Regions from separate parts of the Homo sapiens genome. Here region 1 is linked to region 2. A link is an interaction called in ENCODE POLR2A ChIA-PET data of the cell type or tissue named here. Cell type or tissue: HCT116. All regions are shown on one strand. Links, peaks and the distances in the headings refer to the core of each region. The heading gives the core; the rest is flanking DNA.

The links. ChIA-PET counts read pairs that join two places held together with the same protein. Peaks named below come from ENCODE experiments on the same cell type or tissue, not always from the same donor. Only the 100,000 strongest peaks of a DNase experiment are listed, where the experiment ranks them.
Region 1: POLR2A ChIA-PET joins it to region 2 with 5 read pairs; 5 of 35 experiments call an interaction of 5 or more read pairs at or near these places.

What each region holds. Positions count from the first base shown.
Region 1 is chr18:12,598,038-12,600,958 of GRCh38, forward strand. The region is part of intron 2 of SPIRE1 (spire type actin nucleation factor 1); the gene reads right to left. Among named protein-coding and RNA genes, the nearest start is that of SPIRE1, 59 kb to the right of the region's middle. In HCT116, for the core only: no CTCF peak of the experiment used is centred there; a DNase peak (open chromatin) is centred at 1,744.
Region 2 is chr18:12,415,744-12,418,664 of GRCh38, forward strand. The region is part of intron 1 of PRELID3A (PRELI domain containing 3A); the gene reads left to right. Among named protein-coding and RNA genes, the nearest start is that of PRELID3A, 9.3 kb to the left of the region's middle. RefSeq lists an enhancer at 1-881. In HCT116, for the core only: no CTCF peak of the experiment used is centred there; no DNase peak of the experiment used is centred there.

The DNA of each region.
Region 1 (2,921 bases), core at 253-2,752, 180 kb after region 2:
CTTGAGTCACTAACCAGAGGGCACATAATCTTTGACATTTCAAAATTTCGAGATATATGATGTAAGAAAACCATTTACTCCTAATATTTTCTTATGTCTAATATTTGACATAATTACGTCTTCCTAAACATACACATTTTTAAACTAAATTAGAAATGTAAAATTATTATAAGATATCTCAAATCTAAAATTCTTTTTGAATTCTGTCAGAAGAAATGATTCTTTCAAGAACACTCCCTAAATTCCTGGTTATTAAAAACAATATTTTGAATACTGCCTAAGATTTCCTTTAGAGGTCACATAAAAGGCCAAATTACATTTTAATGACTATACAGTAGAAAACTATACTTCTATAACAACTGGCTTTCTGGCAGTATCTGTCCTAACATATTTTTAGCATATGCCACTGTTTACACTGTTTTTTTTTTCCCTAGTAACAGTGAAACTTCACCAGACCAAATTAACTACCAATTTAAGAAAAATTTAAATATTATCAATAAAACCTATTTTAATGACTTCCTTGGATTATTCTCGAGACTTTTCTAACAGGTCCTTACCTTTGATATCACTTAAAACTTACAGAAAAGTCTCAGGAATTAAAATGACTGAAAAGGCAAGGATATCGACTGGCTCAGTGGGAAAGCATGCAGCCCTGATTGTCACTGGCAATCACCTAAAATCTCAAGAGGAAGTGGCTGCTGGATGAAGCACACACTGAGGGCTAGAAGGCGGAAAGACAAAAAGAACCTGAGTATTTGATAAGACTGTGGAGCTCTAAATAAAGCCAACTCTGAAGCCCACCCCTCTGGAGTTCTAGCTTCTGAGCCAATTTTTGTATCACTTTAAGTTTTTTGGCATTTTTTTTGTTTTGATATAATTTTAAACTTACAGAAACGCCTCAAAAATATACAGAAATTATCAGGAATTCCTGTATATCCTTTGACCAGATTTATCAATACCAATGTTTTACCCCATTTGCTTTATTCACATTTTCTTTCACAAACCGCTGGAGAGTAAGTCACAAACTTTATGCCCATCTCTTCTCCAAATATCTACAAATAAGGGCATGTCTTAGATGACCACAATATAATTATAAAAATAAGAAATTTAACATCTAATCCACAGTCTATATTCAAATTTCAACTGTTCCCCAAACATGCTCTTTGTACTATCCTTCCTAACCCAGGCTCATCCATTGCATTTGTTGTCTTATCTCTTTAGCTTTTTTCTTTTTTTGAGACAGAGTCTCATTCTGTCAGCCAGGCTGGAGTGCAGTGGCACAACCATAGCTCACACAACCAAGCTCATAACCTTGAATTCCCAGGCTCAAGTGATTCTCCCACCTCCTGAATAGCTAGGACTACAGGTACGCCCCACTACACCTGGCTAATTTAAAAAAATTTTTTTATAGAGATGGCATCTCGCTATGTTGCCTAGGCTGGTCTCAAACTCCTATCCTCAAGTGATCCTCCCACCTTGACCTCCCAAAGTGCTGGGATTACAGGTGTGAGCCACCACATCCCTCTTTAGTCTCCTTTAATCAAAAACAGTTCTTCAGCCTTTGTCTTTCATTACAATGACACTGGAAGAATACAGGTCAGGTACATGGTTCCTCAGGTATTTGGTTTGTCTCATGTTTCTGCAGGTTATGCACACTTGGCAGAGATACCTGGCAGAGATACATGACCCTTTCAGTGAGTCAGGAGGCACATGGTATGGTTTGTCCTAATACTGGTGATGTCAACTTTTATTACTGTGGCACACAGACTCTAAGACATCCCTGTCCTTGCCACCTCCTGCTGTTCATGCCCTGTGTGACTCCTCCCTTTGAGTCTAGGTGGGACCTGTGAAGTGCTTCTAACTGACAGAATACAGCAAAAGTGATGGGATGTTCACTATTACAAATACATGATTATATTACATAAGACAGCTTCCATCTTGCTGGAGTCTCCTCTCCTTTGCTGGCTGTGAGGGAGCAAGTGGCCACGTTGGGAACCCACATGGCAAAGGAACTGCAGATAGATAGTCTCTACGTGCTGAGGGCATTCTCCAGCCAATGGCCAGCAAAAAAAAAAAAAAAAAATGAAGCCATCAGTTGTACCATCACAAGGAGCTGAATGTGGCCACAAGCACATGAGCAGGAAATGAATCCTTCCCAGACTAAGCCTCCAGATGATGAGCCCCAGCTGACACCTGAATTAGAATCTTAGGAGACCCTGAACAGAGGACCCAGCTAAGCCAGGCCAGACTCCTAACTAACAAAATCTGTGAGATCATAAATTTGTGGCTGTTTTAAGCTTCTAAACGTGTGGTAACATTGTTACACAGCAATACAAAACTAGTTCAGTCACTTAAGGTGGTTCTGCTAGATTACTCCGGTATACTATTTTTGCCTTTGAAATCAACAGGTATTTAACAGTGAACTCTTTTGAAACTGTTAATATCATGGTCCTCATCAAACCTTCATTAACTAGTTTTAACAACCACTGATGATTTTTACCTAAGTCAGCTAATACTATGATGGTTGAAAAAGAACAACATTCCATCCATCATCACTCCTTCTATATTTGTGAGTTGGCACTGTAAGGAAGAACTTTCCTTTCTCCCCATTTATTCACGTATTTAGAGTCTTGTGGATTTTATTATTTTATCAGTTTTATTTGGTAACTAATTTAATACATTATCATTATTCTTTTTTTTTCTGAGGTAGGGTCTCGCTCTGTCACTCAGGGTGGAGTGCAGTGGCGCCGTTTCAGTGAACTGCAGCCTCGACCTCCTGGACTCAAAAGTGTTCCTCCTAAGTCAGCCTCCAGAGTACAAGGACCACAGTGTACGCAACCACACCCAACTAATTTTTGTGTTTTTGTAGAGATGAGGTCTCACTATATTGCCCAGGCTGGTCTCAAACTCCTGGGCTCAAG
Region 2 (2,921 bases), core at 280-2,779:
ATGTAATTTCCTCCTTCTTCATCTTCCCGACACTGTTGGTGCTTAGAGAGTCCTTTGTTATTCCTTTTCATTCCCCAGCTCAGAAACCAGCTTCCCTTAGCCCGCCAGGCAGACCCACCACACACATGGTGTCAGAGCACTTGGGACACGTGTATGTGGGGAGCCATCCATGCTGGGTGGCAGCGGAGGCCTCTTGCCCTTGGGGGATAGGATTCCCCAGAGGTCTCCACGAACAGCAGCAGAGGAGGCTCCTGCCGCCTGGTTGGGGATCTCTGAGTAGGCAGTTCTCTGCTCCTCTTGAAAATAAACTTCAGCACATTCCTCTTCTGCCTCAACCAGGCAGCTGAGAACCCTGACTGATTTCGGCAGGGGCGGGGTGTCCATTTTCAGCTTCTCTGGGTAAACTGCTGCCATTAGTGCCTGTGCCAGTTTGTGTCCACCAGCAGCACTTCCTGTTGTCCTATTTCCTATACCCTTTCCAGTACTCAATATTGCCAGACTTGTCTATTTTTGCCCATTGAAAGCGTGTCAGGCTATTTTTGTTCTTTCTGGGTTTTTGTTGTTGTTGTTGTTGTTTGTTTTTTTAGACAGGCATTTGCTCTGTCACCCAGGCTGGAGTGCAGTGGTACAATCATGGCTTGCTGCAGCCTCGACCTCCGGTCTTAGGTGATCCTCCTGCCTCAACCTCAGCCTCCCAAATAGCTAGTACCACAGGGGTGTGCCACCATGCCTGGTTAATGTTTTCTGTTTTTGTAGAGATGAGGGGTCTTGCTATATTGCCCAGGCTGGGCTTGAGCTCCTAGCATCAAGCAGTCTTCCTGCCTCAGCCTCCCCAAGTGCTGGGATTTACAGGCATGAGCCACTGTGCCCAGACAAGGCTATTTTCTTTTCTTTTCTTTCTTTCTTTTTTTTTTTTTTTTTAGACAGAGTCTCACTCTGTTGCCCAGGGTGGAGTGCAGTGGCATGATCTGGGCTCACTGCAAGCTCCGCCTCCCGGGTTCACGCCATTCTCCTGCCTCAGCCTCCCGAGTAGCTGGGACTACAGACGCCTGCCACCGTGCCCGGCTAATTTTTTGTATTTTTAGTAGAGTCGGGGTTTCACCGTGTTAGCCAGGATGGTCTCGATCTCCTGACCTCGCGATCCACCAGCCTCGGCCTCCCAAAGTACTGGGATTACAGGCACAAACTACAGTACCCAGCCAGACAAGACTATTTTCTTTAACCAAGTGTGTGCTATTGACTTGCTGTGCTTAGACTTTATCATTTTAGAGATGTTGAGATATTTTTATTATGTTTATCATTTTCCTCCATTGTTCTGTTGCTATATGTGTGGTCATCCTGCTGTAATTAGTAAAATTATTTATTATGTGCATATTTTAAGCAGATTGTATTTAGTTTAAATCATCAGCCAGAAAGATGCAAATTTTTTTATTTTTATTTTTATTTTTGAGATGGAGCCTTGCTTCGTTGCTCAGACTGGAGTGCAGTGGCGCGATCTCGGCTCACTGCAACTTCCACCTCCTGGGTTCGAGCAATTCTTCTGCCTCAGTCTCCCGAGTAGCTGGGATTACAGGTGCCTGCCACCATGCCTGGCTAATTTTTGTATTTTTCTTAGAGATGGAGTTTCACTATGTTGGCCAGGCTGGTGTTGAACTCCTGACCTCAAGTGATCTGCCCGCCTCAGCCTCCCACAGTGCTGGGATTACAGGCATGAGCCACTGCATCCAGCCCTAAGATGCAAGAATTTTATATGAAAGAAACATTATTTGAGATAAGCTTAATGCAAAAATCTCTCAATGTTTAGATTATTTTAAGCTTAATGTTAGAAGGCATACCCTGTTCTGCTTAAAGTAATGATTTCTATGGGAATAAGTCTAAGGAACTTAACTGAAAAGCCATCAGACTATTCATTGAGGAGGCTCTCCTGGGTGACTGGGACCCTTTCTGCTTCACATGTATCTCTAGATTCACCTTCCTTACCTAGATCTGGGGTCTGCCATGTCCCTGACAGTTCTTTCCTAAACCTCAGAGAGACGAAAGGGCTCCACTCTGACTGAATTCCTAGAGTGATCAGGACCACCCAGTCTTGGCTTCTTCATCCCTCTCTTCTCTTTATGTTAGCCAGTGGAATGCGTCAGCTTAGTGACACAATTGCATGGTTCAAAAAACTGAACATAAGTGTTCTATTGTTAAGAGAGGATTCCAGGCCAGGCCCTGACAATTTAGAGGCCACCGAATGTAATAGAACAGGTTAGGGAGCTGCGAGACCTGGTTCTCATCTGGGCCCTGCTGCTAACTTTCACCTAGGACAAGAGTGTTTGATGAGGGTAAAGTAAATTACTGATCACTCTGTTATATTGAAAATTGACCTCAAATATGGAAGAAAAAACTTCAGTATCCTCATAATCTTTCATATTTTATTTGGAAATTTCATTTCTACAACTTTATCCTAAGGAAGAATTAGATATGTTGAAAGACTAATGTACACAAATGTTCACTACTGTTATAATTTATCGTGTAAAAGTGAAAGCAATCTACATAACATAACCCACCATAGAGGACTGGTGAAATATACACAGCCACAAGATGACCTAGTGTACAGCTGTTTATAATCATATTCCTGAAAATGGCTTCATGATATAGGAAAATGTTTATCAGCAGTTATAAAAAATGGATGGTAAACCCATATATTGAGTGTAATCCCAGTTTAATTTTTCAAGATGTGTGTGCATGTGCATGTATGTGTGTCTGCATGCATATGTGCACACATGTGAATGTGATGGTGCATAGGTGTGTGCACACATCTGGGCTTGCCTCTGGGCTGTGTCTATACATATGCTGGACAAACCTCTCTGGGCACTTCTGAAGAAATGATGATCTTGTCAGAGAATGTTTGTCCTTGCAGGAGGCTCAGAGGCTTC